2 separate regions of the Homo sapiens genome follow, and region 1 is linked to region 2. A link is an interaction called in ENCODE POLR2A ChIA-PET data of the cell type or tissue named here. Cell type or tissue: MCF 10A. All regions are shown on one strand. Links, peaks and the distances in the headings refer to the core of each region. The heading gives the core; the rest is flanking DNA.

The links. Peaks named below come from ENCODE experiments on the same cell type or tissue, not always from the same donor. Only the 100,000 strongest peaks of a DNase experiment are listed, where the experiment ranks them.
Region 1: POLR2A ChIA-PET joins it to region 2 with 9 read pairs; 3 of 35 experiments call an interaction of 5 or more read pairs at or near these places.

Annotation. Positions count from the first base shown.
Region 1 is chr5:178,762,965-178,771,193 of GRCh38, forward strand. It overlaps the pseudogene AACSP1. Among named protein-coding and RNA genes, the nearest start is that of ZNF354A, 36 kb to the left of the region's middle. In MCF 10A, for the core only: no CTCF peak of the experiment used is centred there; no DNase peak of the experiment used is centred there.
Region 2 is chr5:178,822,538-178,830,766 of GRCh38, forward strand. No RefSeq gene overlaps it. Among named protein-coding and RNA genes, the nearest start is that of ZNF354B, 33 kb to the right of the region's middle. In MCF 10A, for the core only: no CTCF peak of the experiment used is centred there; a DNase peak (open chromatin) is centred at 3,884.

The DNA of each region.
Region 1 (8,229 bases), core at 1,234-6,233, 60 kb before region 2:
TACTCAAGTGAGGTGAGGAGAGGCCGACCCAGGAATTGGAGAAAGCTATGAATGGTTCCTCTGGTTTGAAAGGAACAAAGCCCCCTAAATCATTATCCAGGTAACAGCACTGGCCTCCCAGAGCTGATATGCTAATTTGAAGGAGAGAGTGAATGTGAGTGGCTAACTCGAGGCTTGACATGTAGTACATGAACAAGAAATACTTGTTCCTTCCCTCCTGTTGGGCAAGAAGTTCACTGAGGGTAGACAATGCCATCCATTACTGTCTATATTCTGTGGGGTTCTCTGGGAGCCTGACACCAAGAGATTCTTAGAAAGTATAGCTAAAAAAGAATTTTTTTTTTTTTTTTGAGACGAAGTCTTGCTGCTCTGCCGCCCAGGCTGGAGTGCAGTGGCGCGATCTCAGCTAACTGCTACCTCTGCCTCCCGGGTTCAAGCAATTCTCCTGTCTCAGCCTCCTGAGAAGCTGGGATTACAGGCATGTGCCACCATGCCCGGCTAATTTTGTATTTTTAGTGGAGACGGGGCTTCACATGTTGGTCAAGCTGGTCTCGAACTCCTGACTTCATGATCTGCCTGCCTCAGTCTCCCAAAGTGCTGGGATTACAGGCATGAGGCACTGTGCCTGGTGAGAATATCCTTGTTTTCAGGAATTCACAATAGAGTATTTAGGGACAAAGGCACATTGTGTGTGCAGTTGACTCAAACCATTTAGAAAAAAAATACACATAAGTACGTGTGTATGTGTGTGTACGTAAGGAGAGAGAAAAGGATTAAGCAAATGTCACATAATGCCAACATTTGGGCAGTTTGAGTGAAGATTATCTAGAATTGTTAGTGCTATTTTTGAAACTTTAATTTGAAATTATATCAAAACACAGAAAGTAAAGGAAAGGAATACAGATACTTGCTTCCCAGTTTCCTCTAGAGCTAGCGGTGGCCATGAGATACAGTTCTTAGCCAATGAGTCGGAGGAGAAGGCTGCTGACAATCTTTCTGGGGAGAAACTTCCCCCTGGTCAAATAAGAACGGGCTTCAAAGAGACTTCTCACTGCACTGGCTGCCTCATTGCTTTAAGTATTTGAGGATGTGGTGCCGGAGCTGCAGCAGCCATCTTGTGACCATGAGGAAAAGCCCAAGAAACTCACAAAGCTTTCCCCATGTATGAGTTTCCGTGACACTGTTGCCCCACTTATGTTACATAGGATCATTCAATTCCTATACTCCTTCAATCCCACTCATCATTCCAGGCCCAGTGTCAGAACCTGTATCACTCAGGACCAGGGGGACAGAGCAGCCCCCATGTCAAACATGACCAAAGGGAAAAGAGAGCTTTGGAGACTCTTACATCAGCAATTAAGACCTGTGACGTAAAAATGATACGTCCCTTCCACTCACAACTCATTGGCCTTCATACAGCACATGGCCCAGCCTTGATTCCACAATTCTTATTCTTGAGGGGTTTTCATGCCTAAGTTTTGCCTCTTTTCCTCAACTATAAATTCCTCATGGTAAGTTTTTAAAGTTTTTAAAGATAATGATGCCCAGAGTTTTCTCCCAACTATTAAAATCATCACCTGAAGTCAGGAGTTCGAGACAAGCCTGGGCAACACGGTGAAACCCCATCTCTACTAAAAATACAAAAATTAGCTGGACAAGTGGTGCACACCTGCAATCCCAGCTACTCGGGAGGCTGAGGCACGAGAATCTCTTGAACCTGGGAGGCAGAGGTTGCAGTGAGCCGGTATTATGCCGCTGCACTCCAGCCTGAGTGACAGAGTCAGACTCTGTCTTAAAAAAAAAAAAAAAAAAAAAAATCAGAATCCTTAGGAGTAGGGCCTAGAAATCAGATTTTACAATTCAGGTAAAACATACATTTATAGTCCACAGCAAAAATTTTAACTGTACATCTCAAATATCTTTATTATGGTAAAATATACATAACGTAAAACTTGCCACTCCACCCATTTTTAAGTGTACAGTTCAGTGGCATTAAGTACATTCACAGTGTTATGCAAAAGTCACCACCATCCATTTCTAGAAACTTTTCATCATTCCAAACTAAAACTATGTACCCATTAAATATTCACTCCCCATTCCTTCTCTCTCCCCTTCCCTGAATAAGCTCTGGTCTACTTTCTGTCCCTGTGAATGTGACTATTCTGGGTATTTCATGTAAGTGGAATCATACAGTATTTGTCATTTTGTGACCAGTGTCTGTCACGATAATGGGTTCAAGGTTCATACACATTGCAGTGTGTGTCAGAACTTCATTCCTTTTCGTGGCTGAATAACATTCTATTGTAGGGACAGAACAGTAACCATTCATCAGCAAATGCTTGTGTTGTTTCCACCTTTTGGTGGTTGTGAATAACGCTGCTACAAACATTAGCTTACAAGCATCTGCTTCTGTCCTTGCTTTCAGTTCTTTTGGGTATATACCTAGGAGTGCAATTCCTGGCTCACAGGGTAATTACATGTTTAACTTTTTGAGGAGCCACCAGTGTGTTTCCACAGCAGCTGCCCCAATTTACATTCCCACCAGTAAGGCACCAGGGTTCAGTTTCTCCATATCCTCACCAAAGCCCAAGTTTTTGCTACACATATATGAACTCAAGTAACCACCACGTGGATAAAGACATCTAACATTTCCTGCATCCCAGAAGGTACCCTCATGGAAACCGGTATTGTTGCAAGCTCCCCAGCAGCCAGGGTCAAGAACCACGTCTTAAACTTTTAGGGGTTCTATCTCTGTCAAGGTTGGCTAACTCTCAACCTAAGAATAAGCCTCAAGTCTGAAGATGGAACATTAAAAATGACATTGTCACCTTGACAGAGTGGTTAATAACACCCCAGCGGGCCGGAGCCCATCAATCATGGGCTGCTGCCTTCTGTTTCGAGAGCTGAGGAAGACACCAAGATGGAAAGGAGGGAGGCAGCACAGGACAAGCTGGAGTGGCTGCCTAGGCACAGAAATCCCATACCACGCCTCCCCAGGCCTCTCCCCAGACTGGGAACAATAAATCTAGCAGCCAGATAGAAGCACTGCCCTCCCTGAATTCAATTTGCAAGGTCAACCAGGCCTAACAGAATTGTGACATCGGCGTCGCAGTCATTTACAACCCACTCTTGCCGTGTCTGAACATGAAAGCAATTATGTGATACATACTTTGGCAAGAACCTGAAGCTCCCATCAAGGGCGAGAGAAACACTGTCGAGTCAGGATATGTAAAGAAAGAACAAAGGAAAAGAAGGAAAGCCATAAAGACACATTCATAATGAAAATTTGAAAATTTCCACTTCCTTAGAAATCACATAAGAAGACTTAAGAGTCAGAAACCTTTTGAAAGCTCCATTGTCTTAAAAGTATAAATAGTATCTTTTTAGAAACCCACAATTTCAATCAAGCTGGAATAATGGGAAGTACCATTCATTGAACGTTGTCTTTTGAAATTTCATGACACATGAAATGATTCTCACTCAAAATCGAATTAGAGGCTCAAGCATGTGAGTTTGTGACAATGTCAAAGTGACTTGGAAAATGTACACGTAATTGATCTTCTTCACTGGGGTATGATTTTTTTGATCAATCTAGATATTCAGGAAGTACCCACGATATCAAAAGAGGGAGTCTCACTATCCTTCTTGGGAACTCTTTCCAAAAGGGCTGGCCCTAGCCCATGTGACCTTGGGCAAGCTCCCTGAACTTGGGCCTTATTCCCCATCTTCCAAATAGGGATAATGATGACACCTACCTTCTAGGGTTATACTCAGGATCGTGGCCCTGGAACAGCACCCAGCATATGGTATGTACTACAGCAGTGTTAGCTATTATTGGCAGGAAATGGCTAGGCCCCAAGGGCTCAGCAGAACCCAGCCCAAAGCCCACACAACTGTGACTCCAGCCCCTGAAGTCAGTGGTCTCAGGCCCTGTTGCAAAAGGACAGCTCGGCAGACCACACAGTAGAAGCCATATCCTTTAGCCACCAGACAGCCCAGCGGACAAAAGCCTTAGCAACAGGCACAGAGAGGACCCAGGAGTCGTTACCAAAACTGCAGTTCCCTCCACCCCAGCCTGGGTGAGGCAGGAGCACCCACCACCTCCCTCTTCAAATGCCTTCTTTCAGGTGCCAGTTCCCACCGGCAGCCCTTAAGCACAGCTTGCCTGCAAGCCAGGGACTCCTGCGCCAGGCCATTCAAGGTTTCCATCCTCCCTGTGCCAGCCAGTCCGACTCAGAAGCCATTCAGCTCAGGGATGTCCCAGTACAGATGCAGGGCCTCGGGGTTCGAGAAAGCACCTCGTTGCTCCATGGCTTTTCGAGCGATGATCTGTTTGACGGCAACTTCCACTTTATTGCCACTGAGCGTGTACTGCGAGGGAAGGGTAGAAAAAAACAAGAAACTGCACTTAAACCTGAAGCGGGGAAAACGCACGGCCCTGGGTATATCCAGGCCCAAAAGGCCCAGCCTCCACCCGGAGAGCCAAGAGTGAATGAGTCTCAGCTCCAAGACGCCCCTCTCCCTGCTAGGTCTGCAAAACCTATTTCTGAAAGGCAATTTCAAGACCTGGTGCTGAAACCCAAGTCTAACACTCCCTGAAACCCTCCCACACTGCCCCTGGCACAGTTATTGAGAAAGTGAGGCTATTTCAGAGATGCCCAGAGGTCACCATGAGCACCTTCATTTTTCTAACGCTGCACACCTCAATGGGCCCCACTGGGACCCGCTGCATGTGTCACATCCAAGCTGACCTCCAGAGGGCCCTCAAGACACCCCACTGACCCCGGCAGTGCATATTCCAGATGGGAACATAAAAAAAGTGTCTCTCAGGGTCCAGGCTCTGCCTGACCAGGATGAAAATGCAGACATAAGATCATTCCTAAATCTGAGCAGGCACCCTGAGCAAGAAAGTTTTCAGGGAAGATGTGGCTTCTGCCACCACCACATCTGGGGGATGCTGGGTGAATTCCTGAACCTGGTTCATTTCCTTGAATGAAAGTGGGGGTGCCAGCACCTAGGCTGTAGGGCTGTGAGTCAGGGGGTAAACAGGTCAGTGCACGCACAGCTTCAGAAGCGCCTAGCTACTATGTTTTATGATGATTTTACTTTTATTTATACTTTTACTTCTCTATACATTTTATTACATTATTCTATGATAAAGACTAGCTGCTGCCATTACTTCAGAAGTGGCCCAGCTTCCTAGAGCTACGGGCAAGAGCATCCCCAAGTTCCCATGAACTCCTCCTCGGAGCCAGCCATCTGCAGCAGACGGTGCGTTACTTTTTCTCGTAGTTGCACCCTTTCCAAACATTCAGAGCTCCTCTAAGATTCGTGGCACATGTGTTTCACCTTGAATCCAAACGAGCCTTTGGTGGCGTGGGTGTGTTGTGGGCTAGAAAACCTCAAGAGCAAGAGAGCCCAGTAGGGCTCCTCTGCCTGAGCTCTGGATCACTGGTGCCTTTTTTTTTTTTTTTTTAACCTGAGCTGTAATTAAAATTCATTCACCTGAAAAATTCAGTCGACGTGTGAACTAATTAGGGATCTAAGCGCCGGCTTCCGAGGAGGGCCTGCATGTCACTTCGTGTGGTGTCGCCGGCCCTCCCGCTGTGAGATGGAAATGGCTCGCCTGCTCTGTGCCCCACTACGCTTCATGCAGGGGTCCATGTGCAGCTCGTGGGCACGAATAACGCCACCTTCCACCTGCTGGTAAAATATAGCGGCCTCCCCTTAAAAGAAATCCTGCTACCGTTTCCTCCAGGGAGAGGGGAAAGGCAGAGGAAAGGGAAAGAGAAAAGAAGCCTCCACCCCCTACCCCTGCACGGGGCCTCCCCAGATAGACAGGAGCCCAGCAGCCTCCTGGCAGGAAGGGCCAGATATCCCAGCCACGTCCTGAGCAAAGGCCCGCTGGACTTGGACAGCCATGGCTGCCTGGGGGCTGCAGGCAGGAAGCCCTCAAATGTCAGGAGTCCATTCCACTTGGCCATGACCCGCCCGGGGTCCCCAGGTCTTTATTCCAGGTGAGCAGAAGGTGGGGCTGGCTACGGACACCACTTCCTTCAGCAGGACCCCTCATCTCTCTGTGTTTCCTCATCTGTAAGATGGGCTTGAGGAACACAAGCTTGTCCCACCTCATAAGGGTCAGAGGACCAGCTCCCGACCCACCACTCACTCACCAGACACCACAAGCACCTGCTGTTTTCCAAGCAGTCAGCTGAGCTCTGAGGAGGTGGTGAACCCACGAGGTTCCTGTCCTCAAGGAGCCCCCACTCCAGATAGAAAGACATGAACATACACAAGAGCTCACCCTCAGTCCATGGCAAACACTGTCAAAGCTAAAGATGGAGGCCAGGACACTGTTCAAACAGGAAATGCAGGGAAAGCCTCTCTGACATTTGAGCAGAGAGCAACTGAGATCAGGTGTGTGGAAGGGCACTGCACGGCGTGCACACCTACTCTGAATGAAGGTGATGGTGAGCGGAGGCAGCACAGAAACAGAGGCAGGAGGGCTGCGTTCGGGCACCCCGTGGCCCACGGCACCACCAGAGAGTCTCTGTTGTCAACCCATCTTAGAGATGAGGAAACTGAGGCTTGAACGCTAAGTGAGTTGCCCAAAGTCATGCCTCGGGGACAGAGTGGGAGCCAGGGCTGTGACAGAGCCCCTGTGCACGAAGACCCTCAGAGGAGCCGCTGTGAAGGCTGGCGGCAACGACCACGCCGGCAAGAGCCTCCCTAGTCCCCGCCACATCATCATCATCAGGGTGCCGCATCATCACCCTGAGCTGTGGCGGGCGGGTGAGGGGCTCCTCTCCTCAAGTCACAGGCCAGAGATGGATCAGTATTACTCAACACGAGGAGTGGGGCTGGCTCTGGGCCCAAATATCTCCTGAGCACTCGCCAAGGCCTCCCACAAATACTGAAAATGGTGCTGGCTTCCCAGGGAACAGAAGTGGCAGTGTCTCTCCACGCAGAGACAGAGACAGGCCACCTCCCATTCCCACCGCTGGGAAGGCCCTGGTCTCAGGCTATTCTTGGGGTGGTGGGAGGAGGGTAGCCCACTCTCCGCAAGCACCATGTGAAAGGTCAGACCTGCAACAAGCTCTCCTGCCTCAGCAAGGCCCCAAGACTTTGCAGATGGGACCTCAATTGTCCTCTTCTGACCCTGAAGTGGGTCCAGTTCCCGAATGGGCAGGCTGGGGCCATGCCGTGTCACCTCCCTGTGGAGGCTGGGCCCCTCCTTAGCTCAGCAACGAAAGAGGTAAATTCTCTCCTAAGCCTGCCACGAGGGTCCGAAAATCCAAGGGCATTCAAAAACCTGGAGAAACCCTCCCAATGACTTCCCGAATGGACCCAGGAGAAGACCCTACCTGGGGAGAAAAAGAGCCCAGAGCCCAGAGCCCAGCTGGGTACCCTGGCAGCAAGCCTATGAAAGCCAGAATAACCATGGAAAGAAACGTGCTTAGTTTTCTCCCTTCCTAATAAATTGCTCCACTACTCTTGTGATCAGATACGGTTTGGTAATAACCATTTCGGAAGCAAAAGACCCAAGTTCTTTTTCAATAAAATAAAGCCAAGGGGACAAATTCAAATTCCAGTTCCCTAAAATGTTCCAGATGAGACAGCACTTATTCACCCAAGAAAAACAGACCCTCATCAGGAAAAGACAAAAAGCATCACTGATTAAAGAAGTACCTTCTTGGAGAGCACCAATGTCCCTGCAGAGAGCCGCCAAGAGTCACCAAGCAAAAAAAAGAGAGAGATGGATGGAAAGCTCCCAAGCTGCAGGGCTCTTCCCACGCAGAACCAGAACGCAAAGGAAATGTGTGGACGCCACAGAAAAGGAACCAACACCGCAGATGTGGACAGGGGCCGGGAGGAGGAGGAACAAGGGTTCCGAGCGGGAATCGGTCCTCCAGGGATGGTCGGGGATCGCACGCAGTGGCCATGCTGCGAGTGCTCTCCCCAGCCCCCACCACTGGACAGACTGTTTTCAAGATGTTGAAAGAACTTTTTTTAAGACAAAGAGAATGATCTGCAGGTTTCAAAGTCAATGGCATCACATATTTCAACATCGTCCAGAAAACAGCCTCTCCTGGTAAATCCTGTCTCTGGTTATTCCTCACAGACTCAGCCCAGCTCCTGGGCAACGTCAAAGTCAGCTTCTCCTGGGAACCCAGTGAGTGTCTGCTCCCATCTTCTCCTTAATGAACAGCCAGTCTGTAGGCTTTAAAT
Region 2 (8,229 bases), core at 1,220-6,219:
TCGCTTGAACCCGGGAGGCAGAGGTTGCAGTGAGCCGGGATTGTGCCACTGCACTCCAGCCTGGCGACAGAGCAAGACTCCATCTCAAAAAAATAAAAATATCGTTATGTAATGGCCTTCATTCTCCTACTTAATTTTTATTGCTTTAAAGTTTGTTTTATCTGATATAAGAATAGCAATGCCTGGGCTGGACACAGTGGCTCATGCTTGTAATCCCAGCACTTCGGAAGGCTGAAGCAAGTGGATTGTTTGAGCACAGGAGTTGGAGATCAGCCTGGGCAACGTGGCAAAACCCCATCTCTACCACAAAATACAAAAATTAGCCAAGTGTGATGGTGCATGCCTGTAGTCTCAGCTACTCAGGACACAAGGAGGCTGAGGTGGGAGGATCACTTGAGACTGGGAAGTTGAGTGCAGCGAGCCATAATCACACCACTGCACTCCAGCCTCGGTGACAGAGCCCGTCTCAAAAAAAAGAATAGTGACTTTTGCACAGTAGATATTTCTCCATCCCTTTACTTTGAGCCTGTGGATGTTGTTACACGTGAGATGAGTCTCTTGAAGATGGCTGGTCTAGCCACTGGATCAGAGATTTAAGTGTAAGACCTCAAACCATAAAAACTCTAGAATAAAACCTAGGAAATACCATTTGGGACATCAGCCTTGGGAAAAAATCTATGACGAGGTCATCAAAAGCAATTGCAACACCAACAAAAGTTGACAAGTGGGACCTAATTGAATGACAGAGCTTCTTCACAGCGAAAGACATTATTAACAGAGTAAATATACAACCTATGAAATGAGAGAAAATATTCCCCAACTATGCATCTGACAAAGGTCTAATATCCACATCTGTAAGGAACTTAAATCAACATGCAAAATATAAATAACCCTGTTAAAAAGTGGGCAAAAGATATAAATGGACACTTCTCAAAAGATACACAAGCAGACACACGTGAAAAAATGTTCAGCATCACTAATCATCAAACAAATACAAATCAAAATCACAATGAGACACCACCTTCCTCTTGCAAAAATGGCCATAATTAAAAAGTCAAAAAACGGCAGATGTTGGTATGAATGTGGTGAAAAGGAAACACTCTTACTCTCCTAGTGGGGAATGTAAGTGAGCATAACCACTGTGGAAAACAGTATGAAGAGTCCTTAAAGAAATAAAAGTAGAACTCCCATTCAGTCCAGCAGCCCCACTACTGGGTATCTACACAAAGGAACAGAAGTCATCCTGTGAAAAAGGCACATGCACATGCATGTTTGCACAATTCACAGCTGCAAAGGCATGGAACCAACTTAAGTGCCCATCAACCAACGAGCAGACAAAGAAAACGTGGTATATATACACCACGGAATACCACTCAGCCACAAAAAGGAACAAATGCCTTTTACAGCAACTTGGAGGGAGCTGGAGGCCATTATTCTAAGTGAAGTAATTTAGGATTGGGAATGAAAAACCAAGTATCATATGTTCTCACTTAAAAGTGAGAGCTGGCCGGGCGCAGTCGCTCACGCCTGTAATCCCAGCACTTTGGGAGGCCGAGGTGGGCGGATCACGAGGTCAGGAGATTGAGACCATCCTGGCTAACATGGTGAAACCCTGTCTCTACTAAAAATAAAAAATTAGCCAGGTGTGGTGGCAGGTGCCTGCAGTCCCAGCTACTCGGGAGGCTGAGACAGGGGAATGGTGTGAACCCAGGAGGCGGAGCTTGCAGTGAGCGGAGATCGCACCACTGCACGCCAGCCTGGAAGACAGAGCGAGACTCCATCTCAAAAAAAAAAAAAAAGTGAGGGCTAAGCTATGCGGATAAAAAGGCCTAAGAATGATATAATTGACTTTGGGGACTCGGAAAGGATGGGAGGGGGATGAGGGATAAAAAACTACATAATAGGTACAGTGTATACTGCTAAGGTGATGGGTCCAGTAGAATCTCAGAACACATCCATGTAACTGAAACCAGCTTACCCAAAAACTATTGAAATAAAAATAAAAATTAAAAAGTAATTACTCCTGGGGATCTGTTTAAAATGCACTGTTAATATTCCATGACCCATCTTTTAAATTTCCATTCAAAACCCTGCAAATACTCAGAAACAGATTTAAAATCTCAAACCATTGCCAAAATTACAACTTGATTTGTGCAGAGTTGAGAGGAATTTCCAAAAACATAAGTTCTTAGGGGTCACACATGATGGCTCAGGCCTATAATCCCAACCCTGGGTGGCTGAAGGCCAGAGGATTCCTTGAGGACAAGAGTTTGAAACCAGCCTCTGCCACACAGCAAGACCCTCTGTCTCATTAAAAAAAAAGACACAGGATGGGCGCGGTGGCTCACACCTGTAATCCCAGCACTTTGGGAGGCCGAGGCGGGAGGATCACTAGGTCAGGAGATCGAGACCATCCTGGCTAACACAGTGAAACCCCGTCTCTACTAAAAATACAAAAAAATTAGCCGGGTGTGGTGGTGGGTGCCTGTAGTCCCAGCTACTCGGGAGGCTGAGGCAGGAGAATGGTGTGAACCCAGGAGGCGGAGCTTGCAGTGAGCCTAGATCACACCACTGCACTCCAGCCTGGGCGACAGAGCGAGACTCCATCTCAAAAAAAAAAAAAAAAAAAGACGAACTCTTTTAGGAGTTTTCAAAGAGGGTTTTCTTACAGTTCGTCTAGTGGCTCACATGAATATTTCTGTTATTGGAGAGCATCCCATGAAGGACTGGCTTCCAGAATCCCTTCTCCTTCCCACTGAGCTGACCCACCTGTGATTCTGGCTCTCAGGATCTTTGTAGGACACAAGGCTCAGCCTTCTTCATCCTCCATCTCATCAGATTGTCCAACAGAGGCCAGGGAGTCCTCTCGGGTTCCTCCCCAGATATTACTCAGACTCTAGCAAGCAGCAGGGCCGCAAGATCCCAGCCACTTCTCTGGATCCATAGATGCCTCAACCAATGCAGGGATTCTACGCATTTCTGGGCTGCAGCCTGAGGACAGGGCTATTATTGTTGTAAAAGGCACAGCAGCTCAAAAGTTTACAGGATGCTCAAGACCCACGGGGAAGTGAGACGCTAACCTACTCTCTACTCTCCTGGCCTAGTGCAGTCACCCCTGGTGGTGACTCTGATCAAGTATAGCTCAGAGGGTGACTTCTCTTGTCCGATCTTCAACCAGCAACTGATTGTCCTCAGACAAATAGGTTTCACAATGCAGTATCACTGTCTTCAGTTTAACTTTTACATTAATTTACTTCTCACTTCTTCTCACTGGGTTCGTGTTTTTGCAGGCAGAAGTTTCTGGCTTGAAGACAAAAATCTTCAACTAGTTATAGAAAATCAAACAAATGCTTGGCTGCTTTTTAATTGGGCAGATGAAGTACTTTAATATTGATAAAATGGCTCTAATATTTAAGTAGCACGTTTACAACTCTAAAGATGAAAACTATCAATAACTCCACCAGTCTGACAACCAAGCAACAAGAATGCAACCCGTTTGTGGCTTCCTAGCCAACAAACACAGCCCCACTGAGGAAAGGGGGAATGAAAAGAAGAAAAAGCATTGCAGCATTTGCATTAGGCATTTTAATTGTCAAAATGTCACACACAACAATATTGAAAATCACGTCACTGGAAACGATTCAAAGCTGAATGCCACATTCATAATGGCAAGCAAGATGCGAAAAACTAGAAAAAAAATCCCTTCTTTTGCTCTGAATTACATAGGAATGGTGACCAATCTTATTTAAATTTACAAAATTTATCTACATTACTATGGATTTCTAATATGCTGCCTCCTTAGCTTTCCCTGCAAATATAACAAAGGAGAGAGTCATCCAGGATGATGGGGCAGCACAGAGTCGAGTGCAGGCCTGAGCACCATCTGCAACAATGACAAGCTCTTACTTGCTCAGGTCTTCATTCAAATGGTAAACCACACATTCCAATACTCAAACAGAACAGGGCTGTCCATATTCACATGTGGCTCCAGTTTCCTCATCCATAAGAAAAAAACCTTTCTGGCTCTAATAGCTTTTGATTTTTAGAAATAAAGTTTAGAAGGTCTGTTTCATCTAGAAACACTAATTACAAAAAAAAATACTATATTCTAGGGCATTTTAAAACTTTTTCTTTACAGGACCTAAATGTTAACAGTTAATCTTTAGAAAATAATATTTGAAATCCCCTACTACGTAGCTATTAAAACGTCTAAATTTTGCACCAACTTTTGTTAACCCTGGAGGCATTTACTCTTATATCCATGTTAGGAACATTTACTTGGATTAACAGAAATGTGTTGAGTGCCCTTTAAACATTTCCACACAATATGTCATTATAATCTTGTGAAATAGTCTGTATTTTCTTCTAAAGAATCTTTTCAGTCAAATGTTTAATCCATTTAGGAATTTGTGTTGAACTAAAGTAATTCAGTCAAAACTACCAATTAACTAGCTGCAAGCAAATACTACTAAAGTGTGTTTCTGATAATTCACCTCTTAATGATTGGTAAATAAGGAGATGAAAAGCAAAATGGGGATTCTGAGCAATAAAATGTTACCATTGTTCCTTCCACTTTGCCTACCCAACAGAGCAAGATTAATGTTTTATCATTTATTTATCTGAGCCAATCGCTTGTCATTAAACTTCACTAGATCAATGTTAATGCCTTAGTAAATCAGTTGCACTACTGGAGTGTCCTTGAGTATCTAGTTGCACTTGTATATATTTCTCTTTTGTATACACATTCTCATATAAACGCTAGTATAATGCAAAACATCCCAGATCTACCAGAGTAAGTCGATAATTCAAAGGCACAGTAAATTCCAAGAAATGGCAGCACATATACATGTTGGCTTATTCCAATGTCTGCCATCAATGCAAAAAATGTGACCTGTCTGTACTTGACACAAGGGATCTCTAGTCCTGGCTCATACCATTGCATGAGAACAGGTTATTACATTTTCAGGAACTTCTGAGAGTTTATTCTTAATAAAGTCATCATTAAAATGCATTCTATAAACTTCCAACTAAATTATATTAAAACAATAATACTTAAGACTCCTCATATTCTAATTATTTCAGTATATTTTATTATCTATGTTCATGGTGCATCTACTCAATCTGTATGGTAGAATTATCCTAGGATGGTGTGCTAGCATCCATCTCGTCCCAACTCATCAGTGACATCAGCTTGGTAGCTTGAATCTGGCCATGATATCCTTACCTACAACACAGAAATGTGCAAATACTACAAGCCAAGTTTTGTGTTTTTCAGTGAGTCAGTTGTTAAGCATTTACCAGCACACCACTGGATTTGGACAACCCGGGCACGATCCCTGCTCTCTTGTAGTCACCAAAAATGCAAGATGCTATGGGACTAGTTAGCAAGACTATGGGATCAGGAAAGAACTACCGGAGAATATGTTACTTAAGTAGAGTCCCAGTGAATGAGTCAAGGTTAAACAGGTGGGCAATGAGGATAAAGAAGTTGTTTTACCAAGCAAGGGGAAAACAGACTGCAGGATGGAGCCTCATCCCAGAGATTCAAAGCCCAGGGTGCTAGTGACGGAGTACAAAGAGATAAGGCTGAAAAGATGCAAGACAAATCTTACATATTTTAAGAAAAGGCACTCAGCCGGGCACGGTGGCTCACGCCTGTAATCCCAGGACTTTGGGAGGTCAAGGCGGGTGGATCACGAGGTCAGGAGATTGAGACCATCCTGGCTAACACGGTGAAACCCCATCTCTGCTAAAAACACAAAAAATTAGCCAGGCATGGTGGCGGGTGCCTGTAGTCCAGCTACGGGAGGCTGAGGCAAGAGAATGGCATGAACCTGGGAGGTGGAGCTTGCAGTGAGCCGAGATCGCGCCACTGCACTCCAGCCTGAGCAACAGAGTGAGACTCTGTCTCAAAAAAAAAAAAAAAAGACAAGACACTCGTATTCATGACTGTATTAAAAACACTGGGAAGCTACTGAAGATTTTTAATCATGGGGTTAGAAGGAAGAGAGATGAGAACTCTCTTGACACTTGACTGAACTGGAAAAGGAACCAAAAGATTGTCCAAGAAAAGACAGACAAAAATGACCACCAGGCTTCCCTGGCAACGTAGCTAGAAGCAAAATCTTTCTGAGCATGCAGCCGTATTGTATTTTTATTTAATGATCGCTTAAATGCTCGACTCCACTAATATAAACATTATTAAGCATATACAAAAGAATAGGGAATTTTAAAAAGTGAGATAAAATACAGTTATGTAAAGTTCTGATCTCTATTTCCACACTTCCATGGTTCTGCAGCCAACTTCACAGGCCACTGCTGAAGCCAGCTTTGGAAGATGAAACATAGGATGCACAGGCAATGGGACTTGGTGAGGACTGCATGGAGCTGGGGCCAGATGCCACTGTCAGGGAAGATCTAGCTCATGCCAAGAAATCCAAACTAGCATAAACCTCTTCAAAACCTGGCACCATGGCTGTAACCAAACTCCCCCCAGCTTGCCTACTGACTGCATCACAACAGTGGGGCAGTATTTCCTGGTACTCAGTTTCACCCGAGGCAAACAGAAAATGTTAAACAGGAAATGCTAATGTGTGTGTGTGCGCCTGCCTGTATGGGTGTGCGTGTACATGTGAGTGTGTATGTGCACACACGAGTGTGCATGTGAGTACATGTCTATGTGTGCATGTGAATGTATGTGTATCTTGAGTATATGAGCATGTTAGTATCTGTGTGCACATAAGTGTACATGTGTATGTATATAAGTGTGTGCGTGTGTGTTTGCACTCACTAGTCTGGGGGCTGGTTTGTGAGAGTGGGGCGAGGAGCTGCTGGTGTCACACAAGGCTTGCGATAACAGAAAACATTTTTTCTTCCCAGTAAAAACAAATCCCAGCCTTCTAGCGGTGACTCGCACCCTCTCAATCTCACTCTCCACCTGCTCCTTGTTCCCCCATCTGCCCCTCCTCTCTCCTTCAGAATGTTTTCTGCAGTGCTTTTTCTCATCTTAGCTTGCTCTCTCCTTCGTTCAGCCTTCTAATCATCTTGTCCATTCTTCCTGTTTCTCACTCCTGTTTCTGTCCCGTCATCACTCTCCTGGGAATTTTTGCTAAACGGCAGAGGAAGGCTGAGAGTGTTTAACACAGAAATTCTTTATTTCTCCTGCACGTCCTCATTACAGAAGCATCTACAATAATGTCCACTTGCACACACAGCTCCTGACCCTCCACGGGGGGCTGGTATTGCGGATGGGGTGTGGAGGCAGCAGAGGAACATTGGGAAACGTCTATGGATCCAGGCTCAGCTCAGAGGCTGAGTTCAAAACTTGGCACCATGGCTGTGACCACATTTCCCCTAGTCTGCCTACTGACGGCATCACAATGGTGGAACAGTGTCTTCTGGCCCTCGTTTCACCAGGGGCAAACAGAAAACGTTAAAAAGGAAATGTTAATGTGTGTGAGTGTGTGTGTGCCTGTATCGGTGTGCAAGTACTTGTATGCATATGCACACACAAGTGTGCAATGTGTGTACACATGTGAATGTCTATCTTGAGTATATGAGCATGTATTTATATGTGCACATGAACATGTGTGCACATGAATGTAATGTGTGTGTATATGTGTGTGTGCATGTGTGTTTGGACTCACCAGTCTGGGTGCTGTGGTTTGTGAGAGTGGAGCAAGGAGGAGCTGCTGGTGTCACACAAGGCTTGTGATAACAAAGAACCTATTTTCTTCTCAGTAAAAACAAATCCCAGCCTTCCAGAGGTGACTCGCACCCTCTCAATCTCTCTCTCCACCAGCTCCAAAGTAAGAGGCTGATTATTTTGAAAATATAACACAGTGACGAGTAGCTTTTAACTCGGTTTTGGTTTGTTAAGGCCATTCCTTGGGATAAAGGAAACAAGAGGAGGAGGTTGAGAAACAAGCATAAAAACAAGAAATATAAGCAGCAGTATAAGAAAATGAAGAACACGATGATGATGATGATAAGATTAGACTGAAAGAAAGGTAAAAGACCAGGTGCAAGAATTAGAAGGCCTGTTATGATACCTTTTTTCCCCTCCCCGATTCATGAAATTAAAAAAATCGAAGACTATCAGAACAAAAAACAAGAAAAAAGTAACAAAATTTAGGGGTTGACTATTTGTGTAAGAATGAGGCAATGCTGCCACTCACAGCTGGCTCAGATGCCAGCAGGAGGAGGGCACCCTCCAGAGACTGCAGGAGA